Linked DNA regions of Homo sapiens: region 1 is linked to region 2. The links are chromatin loops, found by intact Hi-C in ENCODE. Cell type or tissue: HCT116. All regions are shown on one strand. Links, peaks and the distances in the headings refer to the core of each region. The heading gives the core; the rest is flanking DNA.

Region 1 (16,555 bases), core at 5,778-13,777, 1.3 Mb after region 2:
CACATATATTTTTTTTTTTTCCAGAAAAATCCCTCTGGGGTATGAGCACTATTTTCAGTTCTGGTTCAACTTTTCATTGAGATTCTATGTGGATAAGAGGATCTTGTAGTGAAAAAAAGATAAAAAGCAGTGTTTTCATCTGAGTGTGAGAAACCATGTGTGCCTAGAGGTGGGAGAACTGAGTGTTCAGAAGGCAGAAAAAATATAACTGGAAGAGGGGCACCAGAGAAGGAAGAGAAAATAAAAATAAAAGAAGGAAAGTAGGTGACTGTGGTAAGAAATGACTGTGATCTGGCCTGGCTTCAAGTTCTATTGGGACTAAGACCGCCCACCTGGGGAAGGAGTGTGTCTGTCTATTCAGTCACTGGTCCGTCACCACTGGTGATTTACTTAGAACCAATAAGCAGGCTGCCGGTTTTACAGCCCGCTGCTGATTCACTGGGGCACTTGGCCAGCCTTGGGCTGATTGATCTATCACCTGGTCAATACCTTCCCACCATTCTCCCAGCCCTCACCGCCCCAGTACCCTAGCTCCTAACTCAGATCCCCCGTGCTCCTGCTCGCAAGGCAGGATAGAGCTCATAACCAAACACTCTTCCTTTTCACTTTTCTCCTTTACAACATCCGCCCACAGAACAAGCGATTGTAACAGCAACGAGAGAGCAAGGATGGGGCCGCAGATGTTACGATTGCTATCAGTTTCAGAGGGCGAAATGTGGAATCGCTCCTTTGTACCTCGAAGGCTGGTTTAAGGCGTGGGGAATAAGGGGAAAACAGCGTCGGGCCATATCCCATTGAAGAGTCCGAAACTCAAGCGTTTGAGGTAGCCTTACCCTCGGGATTCCCTGGAGCCAGAATCAGGGGGTGCTTAGACAAAAGAAAAACAGGCCAGGGAAAAGCAGTGTGCCCCGGACTGCCGCCCTTTCTCACCGCCTGGGGTCTCGGGTGTCCTCCTGGCACCCAGGACAGCTGGACCTCGCCTCCAACCCACCGAACTCTGGGCTCCGCCATCTTGGAGCCCCCCCAGGGGAGTTTTCCAAGAAAGCTTTGGTGGGGATTCTATGTTTCCCTCCCGCCCCGCAACAAGAATTCTCAAGAGAAGGCAATACATTTGCACAGACCTGATTTGGGGCGCAGCCATATACAGAAGGAAGGGCAGAAGGAGGAGCAACAGCGGGAACATGAGCTCAACCATCTCTGCCGGCTGCAGCGGCACCAGAGCGGGATGCTCCAGCGTTGCTCGCCGACTATGGCTTCTCTTTCTAGACACGCCCCAATTCAAATTGCGACAGCCCGGGGAGCAGACCTTCTGGGAAATGTAGTCCAGAGCTTGACAGCCTCAGGCTGGCTACGTGGGAGCGCTGCCGCCAACGCTGGCAGAAGTTGAATTATACATCGCTAATCCCCAACCATCTAGGGCTTAGGGCCTGTGGGATCATTCACCCAGCTCTCAGTTATTTTTTCTGCCTTCTGAATACTCAGTTCTCCCACCTCTAGGCACACATGGTTTCTCACACTCAGATGAAAACACTGCTTTTTATCTTTTTTTCACTACAAGATCCTCTTATCCACATAGAATCTCAATGAAAAGTTGAACCAGAACTGAAAATAGTGCTCATACCCCAGAGGGATTTTTCTGGAAAAAAAAAAGTATACACTATAGGAATAGTACACTTATTCCTATAGTGTACTAGGCACCGCGGTGTTTGTGAAATCTCTGCAGTCCTCTATCTCCCCAGACCCAAGTCCAGTGCCTGGTTCAGTTTTCCCCAATCCTGGTTAGGCAGTTACCGCACTGTTTCTCCTGGAGATCAGATGTTGGCGTCTGGGAAATGAAAGGCGGATTAGACAGGAGAGGAGCGGTCCGAAGTCTGACAGTTGGGAAGGTGGGGGAATGTAAACCCTTCCTCCTCGAGGATTCCTTTTTCCAGAGAAGAGGAAGCAATAAGTCCTTGAAGACATTCTCAGGAGAATCACTTTATTGTGTCTATCTTGAATTATGGTGGCAACTATCATGATTTTTCTAGTGTTTGAGTGTTCATTGATAATAGAATATCGTCTTCCTGATGGCTTGGGTCACATACATTAACTCCCAGGGTAGCAATGAATATCTCAGATTGGCACAGTTGGTTTTGCCAACTCGTGAAAGTATTTAATCCTGTCTTGAATTAAGGCCATGAATATGTTCTCTGTGAATAAATAGGTTCCCTGTTCAATAGTTTCTTTCATCTGAGGCCTATTTCCTGGGGGTGAAAGTGGAGGGTGTTTTAACCAATCAATATCTGTCTGTGATTCCTTAATTGTACCCAGTAATATTTTCTGGTCCTTTTGCATAATTTCCATTTGGTTAAAAGACACGGGTTCCAATGAACTAATATATTTTATAGCAAATTGGAGAAGAGAGGGTTTCCTTCACACAATACTAATTCCTACCAATTTAACATTAGATTACCTAGCAATCATCACATTTTGTCACATTCTCATTATTGTGTTACCTAATATTTGTATTGGGTTTTATAACTTTATAAAAGCCTTTCATTTGTTTTGTTCCTTATTCAGTCATTCACGCATTTGACAAACATTTATGGCATTCCTATAGTGTACTAGGCACTGTGCTGATGTCCAGCAGGAAGCCAGGAACACATAATCTCTGCTCGCCCGGAGTTCATGGACTGTCAGAGAAGACCTTAAATAAGTAATCACTGTAAATAAATCATGGTGAAGGTTATGAGGAGGATTAGAGAAAGCTCTGGGAGCTTTTACAAGGGAGAGGAGTTCTAGATCAGGAGAGGCTTATTTGAGGAAATAACATTTGAGCGGAGGCCAGAGGGAAGTTAGTAGGCAAGCAACATAGACAAGAGTGTGCTGAGCAGAGGAAAGACCCCACCTGAGGGTTCACAGTCAGAGAAAGCAGGGTGCACTAGAGCAACAGAAAACCGTCTAGGGAGAAGGGAGAGTGCCAGAAATGGCAATAATAGCCAGTGCTTAAATACTGCTTAATTATGGCCAGGCCCTGTCCCAATGATTTATATATATATATTAACTCTTAATTCCCATAACAACTCTAAGAGGTAGGTACTATAATTTTCCCTATTTTACAGACAAGAAAACTGAGGCACCGTGTAAGCTAGCCTAGGTCAAAGAGGCAGAGCTGGGATTCAAACTGAAGCAGGTGGTGTTCCATGAGAGGGCCCTATATGCAAAGTGGCCCCCAAATGCCAGAGGAGCCAAGACACCAAAGGTTGAGGCAGACAAATCCAGTTTCTTGGTAAGGGTGTTTTACTGTGGGAATTTACAGACAGAAATGTGGGCTTGGGTGGCAGATTTCTGTACATGTAAGCTCCACACTCAGAGTTTATATACTGTAGGGAAAGAGTCAAACTGCTCTGTGCAAGACAATTAAAGGTAGCCCTCCAGAACAGGCAAGAATGCTACATGTGTAATAGATAATAATTTGTGCAATAACATCAAGGTTGACATGTTCTTACACTAGGGACAGTAAATAAAGTAGGAATCAGGAGATATTCACAGGACTGGGGCTAATCAACATTGCAGTCAACATTGAAGTCAGCATTGCAGATTAGCATCCCAGATGCAGTCACTTTTGTCCACCAAGTTGTATGCAGGGTCTATTGTGCCCTTAACTATTGAGCTATATTGCCAAAAGATGAAGCTGGAAATTTCTCCCCATACTTGTGTGTATTTGCATATCCATATAAAATTTGCATATAATTTCAGGTGGTTTATAGACACATTGGAGCCATAATGGAATCTAGATTAAAAACCATTGATTATCTCTACTAAAAAATTAGCTAGGCATGGTGGTACACATCTGTAGTCCCAGCTCTTTGGGAGGCTGAGGTGGGAGGATTGTTTGAGTCAGGAGTTGGAGGCTGCAGTGAGCTAGAATTGTGCCACTGCACTCCACCCTGGGTGGCAGAGCAAAAACCTATCTAAAAGCAGAGGGAAGCTTTGAGGAACCCTAACATTATGAAATGGGTAGAGGGAGGGGAGCCCAAAAATTGACTGAGAAACGGCCAGAGAGGTTGGAGATGTATCAGACAGGGTTCAATCAGAAGTGAGAAACTACACAACAATTTGAACAGGGAAAGTTTAACATAAAAAAATTATTAACTATAATGGGATTGGAATAATGAGGGACTGGATAGTATAGGAGCTGTTATACTTCTCCTGAAAAGAAAAATAAATATTTTATGCTCTGAGGAGGATTTGGTCTCTGTTGCAGCTACTCGACTCTGCTGTTGTAAATGTGAAAGCAGCCATAGATAATATTTGAACAAATGTGTTCAAATGTTACTGTGTTTACTGTTCAAATGTTACTGTGTTCCAATGAAACTTTATTTACAAAAACAAACAGTGGGCTGCATTTGGCCTGTGGGTCATGGTTTGCCAACCTGTGTGCTAGTAAGAAGAAAAGAGAACTCTAAAGAAGATAAAAGGGCCAGGCATGTTGGCTCATGCCTGTAATCCCAGCACTTTGGGAGGCCGAAATGGATGGATCACCTGAGGTCAGGAGTTTGAGACCAGCCTGCCCAACATGATGAAACCCCATCTCTACTAAAAATACAAAAAAATTAGCTGGGCATGGTGGCAGGCACCTGTAATCCCAGCTACTTGGGAGGCTGAGGCAGGAGAATCACTTGAACCCGGGAGGCAGAGGTTTCAATGAGCCAAGTTCGCGCCATTGCACTACAGCCTGGGCGACAAGAGCGAGACTCTATCTCAGAAAAAAAAAAAAGATAAAAGGCTGGATGTGGTGGCTCATCCCTGTAATCCCAACACTGGAAGGCCAAGGCGGGAGGATCACTTGAGCCCAGAAGTTCGAGACCAGCCTGGGAAACCTAATGAGTCCCTGTCTCAACCAAAAATTTAAAAAATAAATGAATAAATAAACAAAAAATAAATAAATAAAATAGGCAGTGTACTGGTGTGTGCCTTTGGTCCCAGCTACTCCGGAGGTTCAGGTGGGAGGATTTCTTGAGCCTCACAGGTTGAGGCTGCAGTGAGCTGTGATTGTGCCACTGCACTCCAACCTGGAAGACAGAGCAAGACCCTATCTCAAAAAAAAAAAAAAAAAAAAAAAGAAACAGAGAGAGAAAGAAAGAAAGTTATGTGGATGTAAAAAATCTTCACCTTTTTAAAGCTTTTTTTTTTAAAGTGATCAAAACACAGTAAGTCACAGGAATTACCTTGATAAAACATTAAGAAAAATTTTAGGATAGTTACTAAAAAGTAAAGAAAAACCTTTTGTAATATGATTGTTTTTCTTTATTGGAACTCTATTTAGATAACCTGGAAGACAAACTCAATGAAAAGAATACTTGGATTTAGGCTGGGCGCGGTGGCTCACGCCTGTACTTCCAGCACTTTGGGAGGCCGAGGTGGGCGGATCATGAGGTCAAGACATCGAGACCATCCTGGCCAACATGGTGAAACCCCGTCTCTACTAAAAATACAAAAATCAGCTGGGCGTGGTGGTGCGCACCTGTAGTCCCAGCTCCTTGGGAGATGGAGGCAGGAGAATCGCTTGAACCTGGGAGGCGGAGGTTGCAGTGAGCTGAGATGATGCCACTGTACTGCAGCCTGGAGACAGAGCGAGAAAAAAAAAAAGGATACTTGGATTTAATTAAAATACAGGAAGAGTGTGTCCAGAGTTATGAGTGTACACTATATTTTTGAGGAAAGTAAACAAGGAAACTTGTATCTTAAGCAGGACAATAAATATGTCTCAGTAACAGCATCAAAAGTGCCCTGGTTATAGGAAATAATTTAGCTATATCGAGAAAAGCCAAGACTACAGAATCAAGTTATATTGGAGGAAAATGGTTTTGTTCCAGAGCTTTAAGATAAACATTTTAGCATCAGGCCACACCAGAGTTAGAACCAGAGAAAAAGATTACAGAAGGCCGGGCACAGTAGCTCACGCCTGTAATCCCAGCACTTTGGGAGGCCGAGGTGGGCAGATCACGAGGTCAGGAGATCGAGACCATCCTGGCTAACACGATGAAACCCCGTCTCTACTAAAAATACAAAAAATTAGCCGGGCGTGGTGGCGGGCGCCTGTAGTCCCAGCTACTCGGGAGGCTGAGGCAGGAGAATGGCGTGAACCTGGGAGGCGGAGCTTGCAGTGAGCCTAGATCGCGGCACTGCACTCCAGCCTGGGTGACACAGCAAGACTCCATCTCAAAAAAAAAAAAAAAAATTACAGAAGTTGGCTGGGCATGGTGACTCATGCCTGCAATCCCAGCACTTCGGGAGGCCGAGGCGGGTGGATCAGCTGAGGTCAGGAGTTTAAGACCAGGCTGGCTAGAATGATGAAACTCTGTCTCTACTAAAAATACAAAAATTAGCTGGGCACGGCGGCGAATGCCTCTAATCCCAGCTACTCGGAGGCTGAGGCAGGAGAATCACTTGAACCTGGGAGGCGGAGGTTGCAGTAAGCGGAGATCTTGCCACTGCACTCCAGCCTGGGTGACAAGAGCAAAATTTCATCTCAAAAAAAAAAAAAAAAAAAAAAGTCAAAGATTACAGAAGTTGACAAAAAGGTTGAAGGAGAGGATTATCATTTCAACCAAGAAAAACATGTATCTTTTTAAGGGTATAAAGAACGAACAACAACGATTCATGACTTGGGAATCATGTGCAGCGAGGTATAGCACAAGTAGAATTTTTTGAGATATAAATTTGAGAAGTTTTAGAAAAGAAATAGATTGTAGAATTTAAAATCAAAAGCTCTTGTAATTCACTAAGAGCAAATTTATACTTTAAGACAATGTTATTTTAACATAGAGGACCAAAATCTCAATCTTTAGAAACACTTATAACTTTTTTTTGATTATAGCCAACTTAATCACATATACATTTAAAAAAATTTTAAAGAACTTTATTATAATTTCTTTTTTTTTTTTTTTTTTTTTTGAGATGGAGTCTGTTGCCCAGGCTGGAGTACAGTGTCACTATCTTGGCTCACTGCAAACTCCGCATTCCAGGTTCAAGTGATTCTCCCGCCTCAGCCTCCCGAGTAGCTGGGACTACAGGCATGCGCCACCATACCTGGCTACTTTTTGTATTTTTAGTAGAGATGAGGTTTCACCATTTTGGCTGTGCTGGTCTCGAACTCCTGACCTTGTGATCCGCCCACTTCAGCCTCCCAAAGTGCTGGGATTACAGGCATGAGTCACCACGCCAGGCCTATTATGATTTCTGTAGACTATTTATGACATGTTTGAACTTTTGTTTTGCCCTACCCTTTCTCTTTTATAATTAACCTGTCATTTTGCTTTAGGAAAATAATTTACCATGTAATAAATTATTATCATGCAGTGGCATGATCAGCTCATCGTAACCTCAACTCCTGGGCACAAGCAATCCTCCCTTCTCAGCTTCCTGAGTGGCCAGGACTACAGGTAAGTGCCACCATGCCAGACTAATTTTCAAAATTTTTGTAGAGACAGTATCTCACTGTGTTGTAGAGACAGTGTCTCACTATGTTGCTTAGGCTTGTCTTGAACTCCTGATCTCAAATGATCCACCTGCCTTGGCCTCCTAAAGCATTAGGATAACAGTCATGAACCACTGTGCCCAGCTTTTTTAAAAATTTAATATATATATATTTTTTAAATGGAGATGAGATCTCATTATGTTGCCCAGGCTGGTCTCAAACTCCTGAGCTCAAGTGATTCTCCCACCTTAGGGTCCCAAAGTGCTAGGATTACACACATGAGCCACCATGCCTGGCCTGTGCTCAGTTTTTTAAGTTTTTTTCTATTAACCATTTTTATAGCCTGTGAATGTCAGATATTTACCTAAGCAAGAAATTTAAAGTTAAATACATGGGTATTTTGTTGATAACTCAGAAGGTTTAGCTGTATTTCTTAAACCAACAATATTAAATTAGTCTTACTTATAAAAAAAATCACACAAAGATTATTTTGGTTTTGGCTGGGTTCATAGTTTTTTACCTTTGTGCCAAATCCTGACCCTGTAAAATATTTAATAAGACAAGTATAAATCTGACCATAAATCTAGGCAAATATGTATGTTGACAATTTTGAAGACATTTTAATATTTATTTTACTAATAATTTTAAAGCCAGTTTATTTATTAAAGAATTACTTAAGTCATGTGAACTTGGAAAACCTTTGGGCTTACTAATTTATGAGTGCTCATTTATCTATAAGTCAATTGGGTATCATGTAGATACAACATATAACATATTACATGTATATATGTAAACACATCTAAACACACATATATATGCACAAATAGAGATCTTATACCTTTATTTTTTGATTTGTCTTTTGAAACAGGGCCTCACTCTGTTGCCCAGGGTAGAGAGCAGTGGTATGACCATGGCTCACTGCAGCCTGGACCTCCCAGGCTCAAGTGATTCTCCCACCTCAGCCTCCTGAGTACCTGGGACTACAGGTGCGTGCCGCCATGCCCAGCTAACTTAAAAAAGTTTTTTTTTTGTAGAGTCAGAGTCTCACTATGTTGCCAGGGCTGGTCTTGAGCTCCTGGGCGCAAATGATCCTCCTACCTTGGCCTCCCAAAGTGCTGGGACTGCTGGCATGAGTCACCTCATCTGGCCCTTATAGTTTTCATTTTAGAATTTTAGTCATGAGATAGTAATACAAACTCACCAGTTTATAAAAGATAGTTGGATCTAAATTATTTTTGGAAAAAATTGGGACCTGTTAGTTCACATGGCTAAATTTTATTTGTCCCAATAGGTAATCTAATGAAGGCTGTGAGCCAAAATTTTTGGGTAAGGTAGTTCGATGGCAGTTTTATTTTAAAAATCTTTTATCCTTTTATTCAGTTTCAAATGAGTTTAGAGTTAGGTTTTTAATGTTAACATTTTAGCTTGAACTGGCTGAATCGTATAAGAAAAACAAAATTTCTAAGTCTTCTTAAGTTAGTAATACTATAAACAGTGAGCTTTATCTCAACACAAGTAGAAAAGTCAGTAGTTTCAAAGTAGGCAGAAAAAATATATAGAGGTAGACAGAGAACTTAGACGATCCTACATGTTAACTCTGTAGTTCTGGGTGGACCACTTGAGTTCTAATCTGTCTATTATTTTAAGATGTGCACAACAATGGGCCATAATATGTATCTAGCTGGAGTCTCAGAAAACCCAGTATGTCTTTTTTTATTTTTCCGAGACAGAGTTTCACTCTGTTGCCCAGGCTGGAGTGCAGTGGCATGATCACAGCTCATTGCAACCTCTCTCTCCTGGTCTCAAGTGATCCCCCAACTTCAGCCTCCCTAATAGCTGGGACTACAGGTGCATACCACCGTGCCTGGCTAATTTTTGCATTTTTTGGGTAGAGATGGGGTTTTGCCATGTTGCCCAGGCTGGTCTCAAACTCCTAGACTCAAGTGTTCTTCCCACCTCAGCATCCCAAAGTGCTGGGATTACAGGCGTGAGCCACTGTGCTTGGCCTGGCATGTCTTAATGTTTGAGAATCTCATTTTTAAAATATTAATCTCTCAGTTTAGAAAAACTGTTGGATTCGTATTTTTATGATCTCAGTAGTTCTATTTTCATTCTGCAGTTGTTTTGTTTGTTCCCCTTGTTTTAAATTTAAATATATTTCCCCCTTTTGAGGGAAGGAAATGTGTGTATTGTGAAATTCTAAAAAATCTGTGCCTAAGAGGTGTATGGGAGCCAGGAGAACAAACAGGAAGAGCTGAGTTCTGATTACGGGGGTAGAAGGAGGAGGAGCAGCTAGAGGCAAAAAGGAGAAAGCCTCCTAAATCATTAAAATTTTCAAATCGTTTCACATATCTTTTTTACCTCTTGAATTGAGGCATTTTTAAAATAATTTTTTTAGAAGCTTGTAGGTGTTATTGGAAGTAAATCTTCCATTCAATTTGTCTGTATCTAAAACCAGCTTTTTTTCAACTGTGTGTGCAAATAAATTATCTTAGGCATTTTCGGAACAGCTCCATTTTGGCCACTGCTGCTTATAACCACCCTGGGTTAGGGGATCTACTGCTTATCTAGGCACTTGCAAGTGGAAGGATGGTAAGTATTATACCTAAAACTCAGCAGGTGTCTTAGAGTGCACTTCCCATTTTAGCTTTGTGTGAGGACAAGTTATGGAGTAGAGTAAGAGTGCCCTCATGCGACTGGAAAAGGAAAAAGCTAAGGAAAGGTCTCACCCCAAATCACCAGGGAAACAATTTACAAAGCTTCTATTTTACCCTGCCCTAGTATTTAACAAAAGCCCTTATCTTGAATTCATAGCAGCAGCTCTCGTTCTGAGACAGTCATTGTACCACGTAGCCAAGGAGGAAACCAGCTTTAATAAACCAGAACATCAACCAAGACAGGAACTTCATTGATTTCAGGAGGAACTCATCTGTAGCACTCAGCAGGGGCATCTAAGTCCAGGAACACAATGGATTTTGTGCTGGCACATGCACAAAGGTTGGAAGCAGGTCTAGGTAGTCCAGGGAGGTCACTCTGAAATCCTGTCAGCTATGCCATTTTGTTGATGGAAATTAAGGCTGTTGAGGCAGAAATAAATTGATAAAGGTTTATTGGAAGCCAAATGTGAGGATCAATCTGGGAAGACACGCCAATAAAGCTGGGTGTATTCCAAAGTCTGTCGTTAGAAGTTGGAATGATTTTATAAGAAAGTTTAGAAGAAGGGATGGAGACTCTTCATACTGGAGTTGTCCTTTTTCATTGAATGGCACAATACAGAGGTTACAGTCCTTGGCTACAGATGACAACATACAAGTTAAAATGTCCATGTTTAAGACAATCAGTAACACTTCATGATTCAGAAACAAATCAGTGTCCTTTTCAGTGTCAGTAGGTTACATATTAATGTGTACGTCAACAGTTTGAGAAATTTTCAATAAGATTTGAGAGACTCATCGTAAGATTCTTTACTCAGAAATGCTATGTAAGCCATGAATCATAAGACTTGCCCCAGGTAGGCTAATTTGGAAGACTGCCAAACGTGACCTGTAGGTTATCACAACTAAATGCAATGTGGGGTCCTGAATTCAATCCTGGACCAGAAATAGGACATTAGTGAGAAAACTGGTGAAATTAGAATAAAGCCATTAGTTTAGTTAGTGGTGTTGTACCAATGTTAATTTCCTGGTTTTGATCATTGTTCTAAGGTTATTTAAAATGTTGACATTTGGGGAAGCTGAGTGAAAAGTATGCAGGAATTTTTTGTATTATTTTTGCAATTTTTTGTAATATTTCAAAATAAGATGTTTTAAAAGACACATTTGATCAACCATGACAGAGGAAAGGCTGAATTATCTTTTTATTTTCCCTAGGGAAAATGATATTTACAAAATAATTTTTATAGGAGGAGGCACTCAAAAAGTATACAGCCAAAAATATAAGAAAAAAATATCATTAACTATGTCAAGCAGTTAATTAGTAAAGATATCAGGTGCAGTGGCATGTGCCTATAGTTCCAGTTACTTGGGAGGATGAGGTAGAAAGATCCCTTTAGCCTAGACGTTCTGGGCTTGTAGTGTATTGTGCCAATCAGGTGTCCACATTAAGTTCAGCATCAATATAGTGACCTCCTGGGAGCAGGGGACCACCAGGTTACCTAAGAAGGAGAGAACTGGCCCAGGTCAGAAACAGAGCAAGTCAAAATACAGGCGCTGATCAGTCGCAAGATAGTGCCTATGAACAGCCACTACACTCCAGCCTGGGCAACATAGCAATGCACGTCTCTAATTTTAAAAATAAAATAAAAATATAATGTCATTTTCTGGATTTTGTGATATTTGTAGTGTGAACCCAGAAAATTTGTGACAGGTCTCAGTTAATTTAGAAAGTTTATTTTCCAAGGTTGAGGACGTGTCCCCACGACACAGCCTTCGGAGGGCCTGACAACATATGTCCAAGGTGGTCAGAACACAGTTTGGTTTTATACATTCTAGGGAGACACGGGACATCAATCAACATATGGAAAATGAACATCGGTTTGGTCTGGAAAGGAGGGACAGCTCGAAGCATGGAATGGGCTTCCAGGTCACAGGAAGATGAGACACAAACAGGGGCATTCTTTTGAGTTTCTGTTTAGCCTTTTCAAAGGAGGCAATCAGATACGCATTTATCTTAGTGAGCAGAGGGATGACTTTGAATAGAATGGGAAGCAGGTTTGCCCTAAACAGTTCCCAGCTTGAATTTTCCCTTTGGCTTTGTGATTTTGGGGGCCGAGATCTTTTCCTTTCACATTTTCTCCACCCTTTAAAAAAAATCTTCTGGAGAAAGCATTTTAGAAGAAAATGAGTCTCTGGTCCCAGCTTTTTTCTAATCTCTCTTGGTTAGGATGGTTCGTTCCTAGACAGGTAGGTCCTAAGTTATTAGCAAAGCTCATTTTTAGAAGGTTGTGAAGTCTCATGTCCTATGCAGAGAAATTAGGGGGAGGAAGGGATACAAACAACAATAAACAAAAGAAAAATCCTGGAAAATTGATATAGGCCACATTACTCTGTAGTCCATACATCAGTAGGCAGGTATGAAAGCGGTTTATGTATGTAAATAGGTTGCTGTTATTTTCTTCTGAAGTTTAAGTTGTCTAGCTTCAGTTTGCAGAGCTTTACGAAAGCACAACTTAGTTTTTTAGTGACTCCAAATTAGGAAAAATGGGGAAAAAAGAAGGAAAACAATTGAAAACATTATTTTGAAGACTTGTAGCCAACAAAAATTAGAATTCAGTCCAAACTGTAGAAAACAATAAAAATTGCAAAACATTAGGCAAGACTAAAATCTAACAATAGGTGTACTACACTTTTTGAAACAATCTTTTCTCTCTCCAGTTTCCCATTTTTACTAAAGACAAATTATGGTAGGACTTGTTTGCTTTATTATACTTGGCCTAATTATTTGTATACAGAGCAGCAAGAATATATATATATTTTTTGAGATGGAGTCTCACTCTGCTGCCCAGGCTGGAGTGCAGTGGCGTGATCTCAGCTCACTGCAACCTCCACCTCCTGGGTTCAAGTGATTCTCCTGCCTCAGCTTCCCAAGTAGCTGGGATTACAGGTATGTGCTTTCACACCCAGCTAATTTTTATATTTTTAGTAGAGATGGGATTTCACCATGTTGGCCAGGCTGGTAAGAATAATTATTTTTTACATAGGCTTTTAAATTGGCTTTGATGAAACTGTGTTCTGTAGAAAGAATCTCAGATAAGACTTCTTTAAAGCTGAGCCCAGCCGTGGATTTGTGCTATCAAATACCTATGAATTGAGTTAACCTCTCCTCTTGAGGTTCCAAGGTAAACTTGGGGCTCCTGGGCCTGTCAGAAAGTGACATTCTTTACCTACCACAGATCAGGAACCCTGTACAGGGGCTGTGTAGATAAAGGTAAGAGGCCAATTTTTCCAAGGGGCTATCTTGGTTCCAGAAGTCAAGTTTGATTCCAAGGGAAAGCACACCATTCCAGTCAAAGTCTTGATAAAATAACCAGTTTCTCCAATTGTGTCCTGTTACAAATGGAAACAGATTCTTACTGCACTTACGTAAATAGCTGTATTGTTATAAGTTACAAATACTCACAAATAATTTCCAAATTCTGGAGAAATTAGGCAGAGAGACACAAATATGCCCCAAGTTTTGTTCATGGGAGTATACTTTAGTCAATTGCTAAAAGCTGTAAATAGCTTAAAAGAAAAGTTTTCTTGACTCTGAAAAACAAAAAAAAGGATCAGCAACGTTTTAAGCAAAAAGTTAAAAATATTACTTTAGTCTTCTATCAGTTTAGTTTATGCAGTTAATCCTGTTCTGCTTGATATTCGTGAACACTTCAGCTCTCCATGAGAGTCCTGAAAGTTTTTTCCTCTATTCTAAGGTTACAATCTCCAAAGTTATCAGAAACCTGCATTTAAGAACACCTGTTAGAGTTCTATAGCTGATTATAAAACCACCTTCTAAGGAGGACCAAAACAAGACAACAATTGTCTGTGGATGATGAAAGGTTTTAGGGCAGCCATAAAGAAACAATTGACAAGGAAATTTGTTATCTCTGTGGCATATGATAATTTAACATAACAATTATAATTATTACTGATAATGTACACTAAGTCATACCAAAATTACAGGAGTTTCCCATGATTTTGGAACACATACCAGTAACATATTTATACAAATACAGCCCAAAGAAAACCAAACACCATTTCATATTTGACTATGCTTCCTGTATAATTTTTATACCAAATAAGCCAAATATGTCATTTTCGGACTCTAGGGAACCTATTAATAATACCTTTTTTTTTTTTTTTTTGAGAGGGAGTCTCATTCTGTCGCCAAGCTGGAGTGCAGTGGTGCAATCTTGGCTCACGGCAACCTCTGCCCCTCAGGTTCAAGTGATTCTCCTGCCTCAGCCTCACGAGTAGCTGGGACTACAGGCATGCGCCACCACACCCAGCTAATTTTTGTATTTTTAGTAAAGATGGGGTTTCACCACGTTGGCCAGGATGGTCTCGATCTTTTGACCTCATGATCCGCTGGCCTTGGCTTCCCAAAGTGCTGGGATTACAGGTGTGAGCCACTGTGCCAGGCCCAACAATATCTTAAAGGATTAATTAGGTCAGAAAAAGACATAATTTATAGTTTGATTTTGGAAAGTTTGTCAAATATCAAAGGTTTAAAACACTTGATATCACAAAATAGAATTAATAGGTCATTGTGAAATAAGTTATTCATTTAACCAAAGTGATAACTCAAGGATTTCCCCAAAAAAGGTGAAAACCTTCATTCTTTGAGAGAGGAGACTTAATTTTCCAAACAATAAGCCCTAATAAAAACAGCATGAAGCCAATTAAATTCATTTTTCAAAATTTTATAAACAATCTATAACATTTTAATCTTGACCATAAGATATAACTTTCATAAGCCTTTCATAACCTTTATAACCTTTAGGAGTTGGTTAATGCTTCAAGAAAACCTTGTTAATCTGACACAGGGGCCCATATGCTGGTCTTGCATCAGTGTGCCTTTGACATTAATGATTAACATGTAGAGAAACAGAACTTGTTTTATCTCTTAAAATTGGCCCTCACAATCTCACATGCCCATCTCTTCTGTGATAGTCCCTGGGCCTTGAGGAGTTTAATAGCTTTAATTTCTGGCCCTGTGTTTCAGGAATACAGTTTATTTTGATTGGCATCTTCTACCAGGCCTGAAGATGGGGGGCTTTAATGGCTGTCAGTGTTTAAAAAATTAGCAGGACTTTGATGTCCTTTTTAGACCAAGGCATCAAAGCCCTGTAACTCAATGTCACAAGTACTTTAAAAGAGCATAAAGAGTGTGAAAGGAAATATCTTGGGCCCCCAAAATCACTAAGGAAATCTCAAGCTGGAAACTGCTTAGGGCAAACCTGCCTTCCATTCTATTTAGTCACTCCTCTGCTCACTGAGATAGATACATATCTAATTTGCCTCCTTTGGAAAGGCTAATCAGAAACTCAAAAGAATGTAACCGTTTGTTTACTATCTATTTGTGACCTGGAAGCTCCCTCCCCACTTAGAGTCTTCCTGCCTTTGTTTTAAGTTGTTCCACCTTTCCAGACTGAACCAATGTACTTCTTACATATATTGATTGATGTCTCATGTCTCCCTAAATGTATAAAACCAAGCTGTTCCCTGACCACTTTGGGTACATGTCATCAGGACTTCCTGAGGCTGTGTCATGGGCTCGTCCTCAAACTTGGCAAAATAAACTTTCTAAATTAACTGAGACCTGTCTGAGATTTTCTGGGTTCACAAGAGAGATACACAGATGTAGTAACCTTAATTTAAAAAAAGTTTTAATCTTTTTTTCCTAAGCAAACCAAAACTTAATAATAATATGACAACTTGATCATATAAAAGTTTTTGGTTTTGTTTGTTTTATAAATCCGCTTATTGTGACTTACATAGACCTTTTGTGACATGCTTGGACTTTCCAGTTTGTCTTGAACATCCCTCCTTCTTAAATAACCAGTCATGTCATTTTACTCTAGGACTAAATTTACCACACAATATTCTTTTTCATATGAAATTATTTCTCTTTAAGCTTTCTTACAAAAAAAATCTTTATTTTTATAACTTTCTTTACATCTCTTTTATTTCCTGGTTCCTTTTACCTTGTTTTATACATGATCTTTAAATAAGCTTTGAATTAGACAAAAATTTTTCACTTTTTTTTAAAGGACACACTTTTTTTTTTAGAAAGAACGTTTTCCTACAATTATATTTTTATTAGAAAATACCCAAATAATGAAATATCTATTATCTAATTTAATATAACTTTAGATTCTAAATTATGATGAATGTGTCTACAAGTATTTATTCTATTACATTTACCTAATTATTTTATTTTCATTGTTTACCTAGATTATTTATGAAAACTGTGATAGTCATCATTTAAAATTATGGAACCACCATTGCAAAATTATAACTGAGACAGTGAAAAAGATTTAACTTAACTGGCCCCATCTTGCTTTTAACCTTCAAACTGTCCTTGTTCATTCCTGGGCATAGGCCAAACAAATTT
Region 2 (16,555 bases), core at 4,541-12,540:
AGTTATGCAAATATTAAAGGTTTCCATTAGATTCAATTCTAATAACTATCACAAGACATATTATAATCAAACTGCCAAAAAACAAAGACAAAGAGAGGACCCTGAAAGCAGCAAGAGAAAAGAAACAAATAACATGTAAAGGAGGTCCAATATAGCTAGCAGCCCACTGCTCAGCAGAAATCTTACAGGCCAGGAGAAAGTAGGACGATACATTCAAAGTGCTGAATGGGGAAAATAAAAAAACCCCTAACCAAGAATACTCTACCCAACAACTCTGCCCTTCAAAATGAAGTAGAGATAAACACTTTCCCAGACAAACAAAAGCTAAAGGAGTTCATCACCACCATATCTGTCTTACAAGAAATGCTAAAGAGAGTTCTTCAAGCTAAAGAAAAGGACACAAATAAGTAACACAAAAACATATGAAAGTATAAAACTCATGGTAAAATATGCAGTCAAATTAAGAAAAACCCATACTGTAATGGTGGTATGTAAATCATTTATATCTTTGTTATGAAGGTGAAAAGACAAAACTATTAATAATAAATACAATAACTTGTTAAGGATATGCAATATATAAAAAGATGTAAATTATGACACCAAAAATTCATAGGTAATGGGAGCAGTGGAGTGAAAACATAGAGAGTTTTGTGTGTGTGTGATCAAAGTTAATTATCATCTTAAAATAACCTGTTATAACTTCAAGGTGCTTTCTTGTAAGCCTCATGTTAAGCAAAACATATATCAGATGCCCAAAAATTTAAAATCAATGAATAAAAGCATACCACTAGAGAAAATCACTTAGCCACAAAGAAAGACTGTGTGAGAAAAAGAAACAAAGGATATACAAAACAACTATAAAACAATTTAACAAAATGGTAGTATTAAGTCCTTACCTATCAATATTACTTTGCATATAAATGAATTAAATTATCTAATCAAAAGAAAGAGTGGTTGAATGGATAAAAAAACAAGACCCAATTATATGCTGCCTACAAGAGCTTCACTTCACCTCTAAGGACACACATACTGAAATTGAAAAGAAGGAAAAAGATATTCCATGCAAACGGAAATCCAAAGAAAGCAGAAGTAGCTATACTTAGATCAGATAAAATAGTTTTTAAATAAAAAACTGTAAAAATAGACAAAGGTCATTACATAATGAAAAACTGGCTCAATGAAAGGACATAATAACTGTATATGTATATGCACCCAAAATTGAAATACTTAAATATATAAAACAAATATTATTACATCTGAAGGGAGAGATAGAATGCAATACAATAATAGTAGGGGACTTTCAGCAGTGGACAGATCATCTAGACAGACAATCAGTAAGGAAACATTAGACTTAAACTAAATTTTAAATCAAATAGTCTTATCAGACATATACTGAACATTCCATCCAACAGCTACAGAATATACAATCTTCTTAACTTCACATGGAACGTTCTCCAGGATAGATCATATGTTAGGCTACAAAACAATTCTTAACAAATTTAAGAAGATTGAAATTGTATCATGTATCTTTTCTGATCGCAATGGTATAAAACTAGAAAGCAATAACAGGAAGAACTTTAGAAAATTCACAAATACATGGAATTTAAACAACATACTCCTGAACAGCCAATGGGGGTCAATGAAGAAATTAAAAGGGAATTAAAAATTATTGAGATAACCAAAATGGAAACAACATATCAAAACCTAAGGAAACAGCAAAAGCAATTCTAAGAAGGAAGCTTATAGCAATAAACGCCTACATCGAAAAAGAAGAAAGATTTCAAATTTAAAAATCGAATATTACACCTGAAGGAACCAGAAAAGAAAGAATGAACTAAGCCCAAAGTCAGTAGAAGGAAGGAAATAATTTAGAATCAATCTAGGTGCCCTTCAACAGATGAATAAATACAATGTAGTACATATACACAATGGAAGACTATTCAGCCATAGAAAATGAAAATCCTGTCACTTATGACTACATGGATAAACCTGGTGGACATTATGTTACATGAAATAAGCCAGGCACAGAAAGACAAATACTGCATGATCTTATTCATATGTGCAATCTAAAAAAGTTGATCCCGCAGAAGTAGAGAACAGAATGGTGGTTACCAGGGGTTGAGGTGGTTGGGAGCAGAAGATTTGTGGAGATGTAGGTCAAGGGATACAAAATTTCAGTTAGAAAAAAGGGGTAAGGTTAACAGATCTATTGTACAATATGGTAACAACATTAACAACATTGTATTCTTGAAAAATGCTAAGAGAATGAATGTAAAGTGAAAGTGTTCTCACTAAAAAATGATAATTATGTGAGATAACGTATATGTTAATTAGCTAGATTTTAGTCATTTCACAATGTATACATACTTCAAAACATCATGTTGTACATGGTAAATAAATATAATTTAATCTGTCAATTTAAATATATACACATATATATACACACACATATATATACACACATGCACACACACACAAACACGCACAGATGGCTCCTGACTTACGACAGTTTGACTGATGATTTTTTGACTTTATGATGGTGCAGAAGTGATATGCATTCAGTAGAAACTGTATGTCAAGTACCCACCCATCCGTTTTTTTTTCACTCTCCGTACAATATTCAATAAATTATATGAGATATTCAACACTTCATTATAAAATAGGCTTTGTATTAGATGATTTTGCCTAACTGTAAGCTAACGTAAGTGTTCTGAATGTGTTTAAGGTAGGCTAGGCTATGGTATGATGTTCTGTAGGTTAAGTGCATTGAATGCATTTTTTACCTATGATATTTCCAACTTATGATGGATTTATTGGGACATAACTCCATTGTTAAGTCAAGCAGCATGTGTGTGTGTGTGTGTGTGTGTGTGTGTGTGTATAAATTCAATAGCAAGTAAACGAATAACCCAATTTAAAAATGGGTGAAAGACTTAAATAGACATTTCTCCAAAGAAGACATATGAATGGCTAAAAGGTATATGAAAAGATGCTTAAAATCATTTAATCATCAGGGAAAGGCAAATCAAAACCACAGTGCAGTACGACCTCACACCTGGTAGGACAGCCATTATAAAAAAAAAAAAAACAGAAATTAACAAGTGCTGATGAGGATGTGGAAAAATTAGAACCCTTATGCATTGCCAGTGGTAATGTAATAATTAATATTCCATATTAATATTATTCCATATTATATACATGTAATATTCTATATTATAATAGAATATTATTCAGCCATAAGAAAGAATAAAATCCTGTCATATGCTACAACATTGATGAGCCTTCAGGACATTATTGTAAGTGAAATAAGTTGGCGACAGGAGGATAAATATTGCATGATTCCACTTACGTGAAGTTTCTAAAATAGTCAAACTCATAGAATCAGAAAATAGAAATCAGAAAATAGAAATCAGAAAATAGAATGGTGGTTGCCAGGGGCTGGACGGAGGCAGAAATGGGGTGTTGCTTCTTAATGGGTATGAAGTTTCAGTCATGCAAGATGAAAAAGTTCTAGAGATCTGCTGTACAACGTTGTGTTTATAATTAACAATACGGTACTATAAACTTTAAAATTGCTGAAGAGGGTAGATACCACGCAATGTGTTTCTTAACACAAAAAACAAAAATTACAGTAATATACAAATGATGTCTATTCACACCTAGTAGGATAGCTATCATCAAAATAATGGACAATAACAAGAGAGGAGGATGTAGAGAAAATGGAACTCTCATCCGTTGCTGATGGGAATGTAAAATGATAAGGCCACTTTAAAAAATAGTTTGGCAGTTCCTCAGAGAGTTAAATGCAGAGTTAAAATACAATCCAGCAATTCCACTCCTAGATATATATCCAAAAGAATTGAGAACATATATCAACACAAAAACTTGTACATGAATGTTTGTAGCAACATTTTTGACAATAGCCAAAAAGTAGAAATACCTCAAGTGTCCATCAGCTAATGAATGGATAAACAAATGTGGTATATCCATAAAATGAAATACTATTCATCAATGAAAAGGAATGGCCTACTGATTGATGCTACAACAGGATGAACCTTGAAAACATCATGCTAAGTGAAATAAACCAGACACAAAAGGCCACATATTGTATAATTCCATTTATATAAAATGTCCAGAACAGGCAAGCCTGTAGAGACAGAAAGTAGAATGGTAGTAGTAAGAGGTCAGGGAAGAGAGGAATGAGGAGTGACCATTAATAGGTATGGAGTTCCTTTTGTGGGGGTGATAAAAATGTTCTGGAACTAAATCATGATGATGGTTGCACAACTGTGTGACTATAGTAGAAACCACTTAATTGTAACTTAAAAGTGGAAATTTTATATGTGAATTATACCTTAATTTAAATATACATATATATACATATATGTGTGTATGCAAACTATATACATACATAGACACACACACTCATATGTTGTGTGTGTGTATATATGTATGTGTGTGTATATTGAGATGAGGCCTCACTATGTTGCCCAGGCTGGGGTACAGTGGCTATTCTCAGGAAAGATCATAGCACTCTACGCCTCAGACTCCTGAGCTCAAGTGATCCTCCTGCCTCAGCCTTTTGAGTAGCTGAGACTACAGGTGCAAGCTACCATGTCTGGCTAATAATAATATTTCTTAAAGCCCATTTTCACCCAATATAACTAGAGGAAGGTGACCCTTCCTGGAAAGGGAGTGAGACAGTTGGCAGGGGATAAGTTTACCTCACTCCTAGACAGAAACCCTAAAAAAAAAGAGTATGTTTCTAAGGCATTGATATCTGAAGTACTGCACCAATAAGCAATGTCATACAAGCAAGAAAGTAGTTTCATTCAGTTCTGATTGGAAAGAAAGGGAAAAGAATTTCCAAAAATATGTTATAGGCAGATTTTTTTCTTTCTTTTTTTTTTGTTTGCTTTTCAGAGTGGCTGGAGTTCAAAGGAGGTGTGTGTAGGATTCTCTGGCTGCAGAAGAGCCTTTAATCTCATAAGACTAGGAATGTGCTCAGAAAGAGCAGGCTGAGAGTGTACCTGGGACCTGAGAGCCTTCCCTGGCTAGGAGTCATCCCAGGAAAGTGGGCAGAGGGGCACAGCTCTGGGCAGGTCATGAGGTCAGGGAGGAGGAATTACGTGGGCAGAAGCTGCTCCTCCTCACCCGCTCCCATTGCCTTTCAGGAGCTGACATGAGACTTGCAGTTGATTCATGGATACTGCAGGCCACACAATTCGTGGATACTGCAGGCCACACAATTCGTGGATACTGCAGGCCACCTTGACGAGACTGTGCAGAGCCCATTTCTGTGATTTGGCTGGTAACTCGAGTAAAAAGGGGTGAAATAAGTGTCCCTCCCAGTTGTATCCCGTGACCCTCCAGTTTGGTTCTCTTTGCACTAGAATTTATTATCAAAAACATTATGTTAAAACTGTTTACATGTTAGGGAATGCCATGTTTAACAAAATGTGTTTTCTCTGGTTTCTGTGTGGACACTAATGTCAAGCAACCTGACCTCTCTTGCCCTCCCAATAAAGTTAGTAAGTCCCCACTGAGATGGTCTTTGCCAATGCAGGGATTGTGTAAATGGTGGCTCCCTGGCAGAGAAAAGAATGAAACACCAGACAAGTGGTTAGATTTGGCAGGCAGCTGGGCTCCCCCTGCTCAATAATATTTCCCACATACTTTCTACCTGGTGGAAATTTACTTTTTCCAACAGCAAGCTATTCTCTATTGAGGAAGGGCTTTGGTTATTAGCTGCCGTCACCTCTCTGACATTTGTTTTCATTTGATCACCAACTGATTAAACAGTCTCTGGGTTTAGGCCTGAGAAGCCAGAAGAGAAGAAAAAGAGACAACAAAGGAAGAAATAAGCACCTGAACAGATCAAAATTCCTGCTAAACTTGTGAGGCCAGTCAGGGACTGATGAGGCTTGAGATTTCATTCTTCTTAAATGTGTGGACATTGAAGGAAAGACAAGTTAGGGAGACAGGATAGCAGAAACGGTGGTCAGCAGGGCAGAGGTAGAAAATATGGATAAACCTCGGGAGACTTGGGAAGCAACCGCATTGGAAAAACCCAACTCTCTACTCCACTACCACCCAGAGCACAGGCTGGAGCCTTCTCTCCTTGTATAGGAAGAAAAAAAGGAGGCAGCTCAAGGGTACAACACCAGAATCCACAGTCTCTCAAACTCTTTTTCTGTAGAAAAAGGTTATCAGCTACTCCTGCCTCATCAACAGGAAAGAGCAACTCTCCCCATGGGCAGCCAGCAGCATAGGCTCTTATCTGTAGTTCAGCTAGAAAAACAGTGAGGTCCATTCCACCACCCTCCTCCTCCCCAGACAATAAACCCTCCCACCATAAGACACAAAAAGGAGAGATCTACCACATAGGTTCCAGCCCCCTGAGTTTGGACACCTCCAAAAACTACCTCGTGTTGATGTTGCAGGCTTTTGGCTCCAGTTCTGAAATCATATAATGCTGAGTTCAAACCTCTCCTCTTCTTCTAACATATAAATTGCCCTCTCTCTTAGCCTAAAAAACTTCTAAGAGGAGTTGCCAGGTAAGCATACGGAGGTATGGATTTGGAACTTAGAGGACTAGGCAGAAGATAAAAAGTTAAAAGTCAGTTGTTATTGGAGGTAATCAAAGCTGTGGCTTAGGTGAGATGGCCCAGAAGGAGCACAGAATGGTTGGATGCCCAAGTCTGTCAGGAAAAAATGTCAAAATCTTTCCTCAACTCAAAAATCTTTCCTTTACTCAAAAAATGAGTAAATGAGATTACTGAGAGTTCTGGGCTCTGTCTAGCAGACCCTCCAGGAGTGATTTGATTCTTTAAAGCTGGGCATCATTGATTGTCTTCCTATTGGCCAGGCTATTTCACTACTCTCTAGGGGTAGAAGTTAATTTGTAGAAAACTAATGGAAATGCAGATGACTGTTGTCCATAGCACTGTGAATAAATTTTGTTCCCACAGACATAAAATTTATTTTTACCTTGGGGTGAAAAAGATGACCCTGACCCCAAGCATTACATTTTATTTTTCTACAATATATTATCAATTTTGCATCTATGAGCAAATTCATTTCTGCATTCCTAAGTATACTTATGTGTGCCTTCAAATTTTCCTTTGACCTGATTTTAACATACTGGTTTCTTCACTAAATAATAAGTTACATAAAGCCTTTGATGTATTCCTTTTGTATTTGTGTGAGAGTCTTGATTTTACCTTCTTGAAAATTATACTTTAGCAGGACCAAGGCCTTAAGGATGGTCAACAGAATAGTCAGAGGAGCATGGCCTTGCAAAGGAGATGAGCTAAGAGCAGAAGCAGAACAAGAAGCAGGAGTGTTTGGGCACAAAAGTCAAGGTAAGTCAAGGAAAAAAGGAAGCTATCAACTAAATCCAAAAGGCATTTAATTAATTTCATCTTACTAGACCACACAACTGCAACAACAACAGCCCTCCATGCTGCCCTGCACCACCAATTCCTCATACAAGTTAAGAGGCAACCTTTTCTTTTTTTTCTTTTCTTTTTCTTTTTTTTTTTAATTTGAGACAGAGTCTCACTCTTCACCCAGGCTGGAGTGCAGTGGCGCCATCTCAGCTCACTGCAAGCTCCACCTCCCGGGTTCACACCATTCTCCTGCCTCAGCCTCCGGAGTAGCTGGGACTACAGGAACCCGCCACCACGCCCAGCTAATTTTTTGTGTTTTTAGTGGAGACCGGGTTTCACCGTGTTAGCCAGGATGGTCTTGATCTCCTGACCTCGTGATCCACCTGCCTCGGCCTCCCAAAGTGCTGGGATTACAGGCATGAGCCACCGCCCCCGGCCAAGAGGCAACCTTTTCTAAACCACTCAAAGCACAGGATGTCTTGTTCCAGCTTTCTCCTGGGACCAGGAGGCTTACTTATCTGACATTTACATAACCAAGGAAGCCTACTGAAGCCTTCTTTGAAGAACAAGGAACATTTACTTCAAAGTGATTCTCTATTCTCAACCTGATTGAATCAAATGGTACTGAAAAAACAAGAAGAAAAACCCCTCGAATTTAATCAAATTTAATTAAAAGTTTGTGCACCCCTTTTAATAGAGGATACATACCCTGCTACACTAACAACCTTAGAGATTGCCTCACTGCATTAACATCCATGAAGGCAATCAATTGGCAAATTTGATCATTCCCTTCGTTTCTAGCTCACAGATGGGAAAACTGAAAAGAATTGTGCAGCTGTGTCTGAAAGTATGTAAATTACTCAGCTCCCTCAAACTTGTTCTTGCTTTTTAAGTGAGCTTAAATCTGGATAAGCCCAACTTCCCCCTCTTTTTCCCATGTTCTGACCACCAGATAGATTGCATATATCATAGCAAACACCTTCTCCTGTCATTTTCCAACTGTGAGAACCTGTAGAAAGCAGGAGCAGAATGTGGAAAAAAATCATTAAAATCTGACAAATAGTTTTTTAAAAGCAAATCTTCCAGGTGTTGTTCTCTAACCTCAAAATGCATAAGCCAGAGGATTATGCTTGAAGATGCGCCTTTTTTTTTTTTTAATTCCCATTTGTCCAGGTTAAAGGAAAATTCCCCAACCACTAACAGGCATCATTAGTTTTCATTTGCTGAGCACCCAATGGATGGATCAGCCTCTTGAGTTGGGTGCTCTACTGCACCACCTGCTATGATCTCTCCAGGTGTATCTGCAAATGACTCTTGAGCTAACAAGCCTGAAGTTTTTCTGCTCATCAGAAGGGCACTTAAAGAAATTACCCATTTGCCTAGAACTGGAGGCAGCTGCAGTCACTGGTATCCCAGATGGTCCCACTTTTTAGCATTACAAATCCTAGAAGAACCTGACAGTACAATAGAGCTCTCACCCCAGCATCCACCTTCTCACTTGCTTCTCAAAGGCAAGATGTCAAAGATGCACTCGTAGTCATTTTCAAGCTTTAGAGCTTTTGGTACCTATCAGAGAATAAGCGCAGCCCAAATACATCAGATGCCATTTGTGAGTGCATGCCAAAAATACCTTTGGTAAATTCCAAGATGCGATTCTTAAACTTGATGAAATATTAGTGTAATTGTATGAACTCGCCACAAGATGGCAGGCTTTAACTTCCTAAAGGCAACCTAAGCTTTTTTTTTTTTTTTTTTTGGCTTTGATGCCTGTAGGGTTGGGGGGGACACTGAAATGACAAGCTGTGGGCAGAGGCATCTACTCGTTTATTAATATTACCAGGCACAGCTTGAGGAGATCTCACATCACTTTAGGGAGCTGATTTGTTTTGGCATTTGGTTGAAGAAGAATTATTCCCTAATCATTTGTCAGGTGAGATGCTTTTAAATTTTAGCTCTTGCCCTCAGAGAAAACAATGTCTGCCAGAAAGATTCACAGCAGGGGCATGTGTATATGTGCAGAATATTCACCGGCATGTTAACAACACAGCAATGTTGTTTTCCTGGAGTTTCAGAGAATAAAGAATTAACCCAGGGACAAAATAAATGTTAATATACATAACTGAAACACACAAACAAATCAGAGGGGGGAAATCCTATTAATAGTAGCTCGCAAATACTATTTCCAACTATGTTTATAATGTTCACCATTAATCCTGCTTTCTCTTTGTTACTTCTAATGACTCACCTACTAAGAGAGTCAAGAAAATAAAGATGCAAAAATCTGTATTTTAAGATGTCCAGCCATATCTTCAAAAAGCAGAAAACAGAAAATCTGTTGCAACTTGTTTAGAAAGAGAGAATTATGCACTCGTACCCGTGGGGAAATCTACCAGTTAGGGAGAGGACCAACTAAGGCTGGAAACAAATGAGGACAGGGACCCACACAGGGGATGGTGGTTCAAACAGAAATAATCTAGGATCTCTTGAACAAAATGAGGAAGTAATTTGGTTGCATTTGGATCAAGCAGATTTCAGAGCAATAAGAATCAGGTAAGGGCAACAGAGAGAGTTAATAGGGGGCATTTTAGACTCACAATTAAGATATAATTTCCTCAGGGCCTTGGAAATAACAATAGCTTTCAGAAGGTCATTAGCACGCAGACTTGGAGATTACTTCAGCCCATCATGTTCATAAAGACGCACTCACGGGTCCACCCCACAAGAGCCAGTAATTAGATTCTACCACTCCCTGTCCCAAGCAGTCTTGCACAGTGACCGTTAACCTCGGCCCCAGAGGTGGGAGAAGTGATCCGAGAATGCTGTCTGCACAGGTCAGGGCTCATAAAGGCAGTAGCAATTAACCTCCCTGCAAGCGTGTGTCTGCCTGGGAGGGGTGGGGGAGTGCGCTTGGCAAATTAAAATGCATTTATAAACAGTAGGTTAGAAGAGCTCAGAGGAAGAAGAACCTTGTAATGAGTGATGGTTATTAATGATCATTATTATCCTTGTCCTGACCCAAGAACTATTTCTTAGAATGTTTACTTAGTATGCAAACTGGAGCTCAAACATAAGAGGCTCTGAAACTCTGCTGTTAAATCTGCCGGTTTTATAGAGATAAGAAATGGCTCCATGAGTGAAGTTCCCTTCCTAAAAGTTAATATATATAAATGAAAATGTTACAGCCCCCACATTCCACCAGAAGAGAAACAGATCGATTCTCTGTGTGGTGACTCCCATAATGGAGGGCATTAGGGCAGGTTTAACATGAATAAGATATTGATTTCCCCTTGTTACTTGATTCAACTTTATTCCTTTTGGATTGCCAGAGGCCTCTGTGACAACATAGGCTGTGGTCTGGAGAGCAATTGGGAGCTGTATTTTCTGGTCCTTTATTTATTCATTAAAGTTTTGCACTAACAATATCTCAGTGAAAAAGAGAGAATTCAGTGAAACTCCACAAGTATGCCTGATCCTTTTTAGACTTAATAAAGAAAGTAAACAGGTTATTTTAGAGGCACTGAGAAAGGAACAGGCAGGCCATTCTTAGTATGGTTTATGCTATTTGTTGAGGATTTTTTGTTGTTGTTAAAATTTTATCATTTATAAATATAGTCCCGATAATATTTTATATACTACACAAAAGGATTTTTAGGGAAAAGGGAACATCTCCTCTCACATACCTTCCTCTCTCTCCTAATCCACATGTCCCCTGTTGGTAGCACTGATAACTTGGATATACGTCCAGGATTCTCTGTGCTTTTGTATGCATACACACATACAGAGTTTTATGAAAACAGAATTATGCCATCCATGCTGTTGCAGAATTCAATAGGTCTTGGATCTTTCTATGTCAGGATAGAGAGTGTCCTCAGATTTTTAACAGCTGCATAGTATTCCACAATAAAAATACTCTCTCACCTATTTAATCATTCTCCCACTGACCGGCTTTCAGAATGTTTTCTGTTTCCAGTTGCTACAGTGATGCCTCGGGGTTCATATACCTTGGCCTCACAGAGAGTCCCTGGACATGTGGGCAGCCAGAGGAGAGGCAAAATGGTGGTGGAATGGGTCTGGGATGGCAAACGTATGTCCTGGAACTACTACCTCCCTGCTCTGGCAGCCTGTGGCCCCAGAGACAGGCTCAAGAGAATATCTGCAAAGTTTCCCCACCCCTGCCTAATCCCACCCCATCCCCACATCACTCAAAACAAGACGGGTGCAGGTGAGGCTGAGAATCAGCTGGAAGACCTGGGGAAGCCTCATATGTAAGATGAGAATGTTGAAACTGAGTAAATGTGTTGGACACAGTGACCTGAAGCCAGGGAAGTTGCGAGAAGTGGACACTTCAGCAATAGACAGAGTGTTTAGAGCCAACACAGCAAAAAGAAACAGACACATAGCAGCAGAATCCACAGAGGAAAGCTCTGCCCAGGGCCACAGGCAGGAGAGTAGGACAGAAGGGGAGAGAAGAGGCAAGTCTGAATTGCCTGAGTATTTATTCTAAAGATACTGAGTTCAACAGAAGACTCTCAAATGTGCTTTGAATTGGCAAGCTTATCACCACCAGTGAAAAAGAAGAATTGAGCATTGTATTAGCTTTCTATGGCTTCTATAACAAAACACCACAAACTGGGAGGCTCAAACAACAGAAATGTATCATCTCAGAGTTCTGGAGACTAGAATTCAGAGATCAAGGTATCAACAGGGTTGGTTCTTTCTGAGTGCAGGGAAGGAGAGACTCTTTTCTATGCCTGCCCTCTAGCTTCTGGTGGTTCAGCGGCAATCTTTGGCATTCCTTGGATTCTAGAAGCATCACTTTCATCCCTGCCTTCATCTCCACATGAAGTTCTCCCTGTGTGCATGTCTGTGTTCATTTCCCCTTTTTATAAGGACACCCTTCACATTGAATTAGGACCCACTGTTATGTCCTCATTTTAACTTGATTGCCTCTGTCAAGACCCTATCTCCAAATAAAGTCATATTCTGGGTACCAGAGGTTAGGATTCCCATATATCTTTTTGAGGAGGACACAATTCAACCCATAACAAGTGTCAAATTTGGGGAAAAGAAATAAAGTTCTACTTTTGCATACCTGAATTATGTAGACTGGAATTTTTACCCCCAAAACTATTTTGCTTGCATCATAGGAAAACTAATAGAGAGCTCTGCCCTTGAAGATGCTTGAACTATAGCCTGAAAAAATGTGTTTCCATACTATATTGTCTCTAAATTCAGCAGAATTGGCAAATAATCCCTTGAATTTCACTGCCTTACCTCTGCAAAAGTAAGACCCTCGAGGTTCCAGGAAAGACTCCACTGGCCACCAAGCCCAACAGAGAAGAGGCCCTGGGGAGACGGCAGAATAAGTTGCCATGTGGTGAGAGCTGCATTGCAAAGGTGTGGGAGGAGACACCTGGGACCAGCCAAGGGGGCTTCTCGGGGTGCCTGGACAGAGCATAGATTCCTGAGAGCAGGGAGCAGGACAGGAGCCAGGCTGAGAGCAGGGAGCAGGACAGGAGCCAGGAAGCTCAGCTGATGAATCTTTTTGAGAGGCAGCCTTCCCAGGACCCATCACCTATTCATGATTTACTTTCCTGTTCATCCCAGGAAGAGCTAGACAGTGGCCTCAAGGGGTGGTCTCCAGGTGCCAACCCCAAAGGTCAGTCCAGGTCTCCATGACAGCATTTTGAATGGCCAAGTAGAAAGCAGGTAAGGTTCATGCCACACTCAGAGAGAAAGAAACTTGTCAGAGCCAATTTGCTTTCAACTAGTAAATATCTGAAATAAGGTCAGCAACTCGGCAGCAGGAGGCATTTTGTGAAGCTTACGAAGGACTGCAGTACCTGCCATTCTTTCTTGATAGTTTCTATAAGACCTCACACACTGACAGAGATGGTTATGGAGCTTGCTCAAGGCTGCTGTTGTCTTTGTATGTGTCAGAAGCCCCACAGGTCCTTGGAGGGTGGGTTTCTCAGTACCAACAGTGGATGAACTGTTGGAGACTACTGCAGGACATTTCTTTTTCTTTTCTTTTTCTTTTTCTTTTTTTTTTTTTTTACTTGAATGTCTGGGATACATTTGCAGAACACGCAGGTTTGTTACATAGGTATACTTGTGCCATGGTAGTTTGCTGCACCTGTCAACTCGTCATCTAGGTTTTAAGCCCCGCATGCATTAGGTATTTGTCCTAATGCTCTCCCTCCCCTTTTCCCCCAACCCCTGACAAGCCCCAGTGTGTGTTATTTCCCTCCCCGTATCCATGCCTTCTCATTGTTCAACTCCCATTTATGAGTGAGAGCATGCGTTGTTTGGTTTTCTGTTGCTGTGTTAGTTTACTGCAGTACATTTCTACTTGAGAGCAGAGCTCAGAAAATGTCTTGTGTCAAAATTAACAAAAATCACAGAGAGAAGCCACAGGGAGCTGGTGAGTATCTCACATCTAACTGCTAGATGGAGTTTTACTCCGTAAAGCAAAAATTGCATATCATGTGCACGTATCTAGCAGACTACTTGTCTAATAGAATATGGTAAATAAACAACCTGAGTCTCTCACTCTCACTAGGATGGCTTTGGGCATCTTTTTCTGTACTGGCATAGAGTTCCCCAGGGGCAGAAGCTCCAGTTGCCCAAGTGGTGACCTGCTTGATAACACCCTTTCCTTCCTTGACTCAGTTCCCCCTTCTTCTACTGGTGTTCCCTGGCATCACTTCCCAAATGAACTACTGGCACCCAGATCCTTGTCTCAAGGAGTAGCCAGCCTGGGACAACCACCTGCTGTTTCACCAAGGTGTAGACCATGTTCTGAACATGGATTTGCAAAGAAACCTACTCTGTGCTCACCACTGTGCAGGCTGGAGGAGAACACAAAGTGAGCAGAAGACAACCTCGAGACAAGCAGCTAGTGAGGACTGTGGATGAAGGTAGGGAGATAAGTAGGTTTCACTGAGAAAGAGAGGGTGGGTGTAGAGGAGCTATTTTCTCCCCCTGTTCCTACATCAGATCTTAAAATAAGAATGTGTGCCCTCTTGGTATACTGGGGAGAAAGTCCTCCCACTCTCCCCCCATCATCTGCATTCCCTCCATGTCCCATCTGCTGGTGCACGGAAGTGTCCTGAGCATGTGGCTAGCTCTCACTGGCTCTCTTTTGGACACCATCTGCCCATAACCCTCAGGTGATTTCCTTCACACTCCAGACTTTTCCACGATATAAAAGTCTACCTTTCAGCCCTGTGGAATCTCGCTTCCCTACCTGTGACGAGGTCATAAGTTCAATTCAGAGGGGGAAGACTATGAAGTCCATATTGCCCTGGACTCTGAGCCACATTCCCCTGGGACTGGAATAAGATAGATACACCCAGCCATTTTGGACTCCTATGCCTAGTCCTCAACTGGTTCAGGATTCAGAGGGCAGATGGCATGATTAATCAACACTTTCAAACAACAACTGTCACCAAGTATGCTACTTTCATGGTGGCGCAGTGGGAAGAGGACTCTCTCCCTTGCTTTTCTGGCAGGAGTGTTTCACGGCTTCATTTTGCGGACAAAAGGTCTCATGGTTGACCGAGAAACAAATTGCCAGCAGCAGGCAGCAGGAATCATGCAGCCCAACTCCAGGTGCAAACATCTGGCTTCTCTCTGATTCATTTAGTGAAGATTAGTTCCCCTCACATCTCCAAACTGGCTGCTCTAGAAAGCAGGCCCACCTGAGTTGTAGCATGAGAAAGGGAAGTGTTCTTAGCCAAGTCACTTCCCATCTCAGGGCCAGAGAAAGCCTGCCTTTTGTCTCCTGCCTTCTTTCCCAGATCCACATTGCTATATCTCCATGAACAAATATGTTTTTCTGTCAGGTCTTTGACTTCCAATTGACTCTGTGCTGCAGCCAGACCCTAAAGTATCTCACACCCAAACTCATCTCCATTTGCATAGATAATCTTAAGCCTCTTCCAGCTTTAGGACTCTATGATACTATGCGTCCAGAATTCCCTATGCATAGAACATCTTAACCCTTCGATTTCCCCCAGCCTGAGAGTCACAGCCCCTGCCCCCACCACCACCACCTAGAAGTTGTATAACTGTAAATAATCCCCTGAAAATCCACTGCCCCACCTCTGCAGAGGAGAGACCATCAAGGCTCCAGGAAAGACCCCGCTGGCCACCCAGTTCATCAAAGAAGAGGTCCTGGGTGGCAGCAGGGTAATTTACCCATGTGGTGGGTCATGCACTGCAAAAGACAGACAGCATGTGCTGCATCACTCAAGACTGGACAGAGAGGCAGAGGTAGACAGACAGACCAGATCCACCCCAACCCACGTAGACCCTATCTCCCTCTGGGCTCATGAGAAACTCATTTCTATGACAAAGATTGGTAGTGGGAGAGAGATAATGTTTGTCACAGTGAGATCATGTGAAACAATTATTTCAATGCCCCAGGCACTGGCCTACATAACTTCAGTAAGATTGATCTGGGTTAACACCAAGGGAGTTTAGACAGTGGTGGCGAGTTCACTGTAATGGGATTTGACCAGAAGGACATTTTCCCTCTTCTTGGGAACTCTTATTCTCCACAACCTGCCATTCCAGGAAAGTCGCAGGCTTCCCACTGGGGCGGAGCATGAGAGAGAGGCCTCAACCCCAATAGAAAAGTCAGAACAACGTGAGCAATTCTGCGCTAGGAGAAAGGAAACTAACCAATTTTCCATCCTCTGTGAAATGGGCACAATTCAGATTCAAAACAGATGTTTTACCTCCAAGGTAAACATATGAAATGTCACTTAGGATCTCCAGCCCAAAAGCCCTTTGACAGTGTAGCGGAAGGTCCCTGGCCTGGGGTCTTTTCTTCAGCCACACTTACAACCAGGTTGGACAATGAGGACTGATACTAGTGTAAGAATACCTCAATGTAGTTATTTGTGTTTATATCTTACCTCTGTCCTAGCGGCAAGGACCCTGGATTGGGAGTTAGGAACCCTAGGTTTGGGCTTGGCTCAGCACTGAAAAGCTAGAAATCATGAGGAAATCTTTCACCTATTCTAAATCCCACTTCTCTGCTTCAGAAACTAAATGGATAAACCAGGACACCTCTAAGGTTCCTTCCATCTCCTAAAAATATCTCCATTTGTATTCATTTTAAAGATACAAAATGGTTTAATTGCTTGCATAGGCCA

The links. Hi-C counts contacts between places; a loop is a spot of excess contacts. Peaks named below come from ENCODE experiments on the same cell type or tissue, not always from the same donor. Only the 100,000 strongest peaks of a DNase experiment are listed, where the experiment ranks them.
Region 1: a loop joins it to region 2, with 6 times the contacts of the local background. A loop is called at or near these places in 3 of 110 quality-filtered maps.

What each region holds. Positions count from the first base shown.
Region 1 is chr14:67,694,509-67,711,063 of GRCh38, forward strand. RDH12 (retinol dehydrogenase 12) reads left to right here and starts at 7,378. Exons shown (of 9, transcript NM_152443.3): 1 at 7,378-7,427. RDH11 (retinol dehydrogenase 11) reads right to left here and starts at 1,256. Exons shown (of 7, transcript NM_016026.4): 1 at 1,122-1,256. The coding sequence starts at 1,195. It also overlaps a transcript of GPHN not described here and the pseudogene RN7SL369P. RefSeq lists a silencer at 364-423 and enhancers at 773-1,409, 1,454-1,503, 1,524-1,573. In HCT116, for the core only: a CTCF peak has its summit at 10,160; DNase peaks (open chromatin) are centred at 6,263 and 10,133; H3K4me3 peaks cover 661 bases; H3K27ac peaks cover 427 bases.
Region 2 is chr14:66,350,527-66,367,081 of GRCh38, forward strand. No RefSeq gene overlaps it. Among named protein-coding and RNA genes, the nearest start is that of CCDC196, 130 kb to the right of the region's middle. In HCT116, for the core only: a CTCF peak has its summit at 9,115 (motif pointing right); a DNase peak (open chromatin) is centred at 9,115; H3K27me3 peaks cover 392 bases.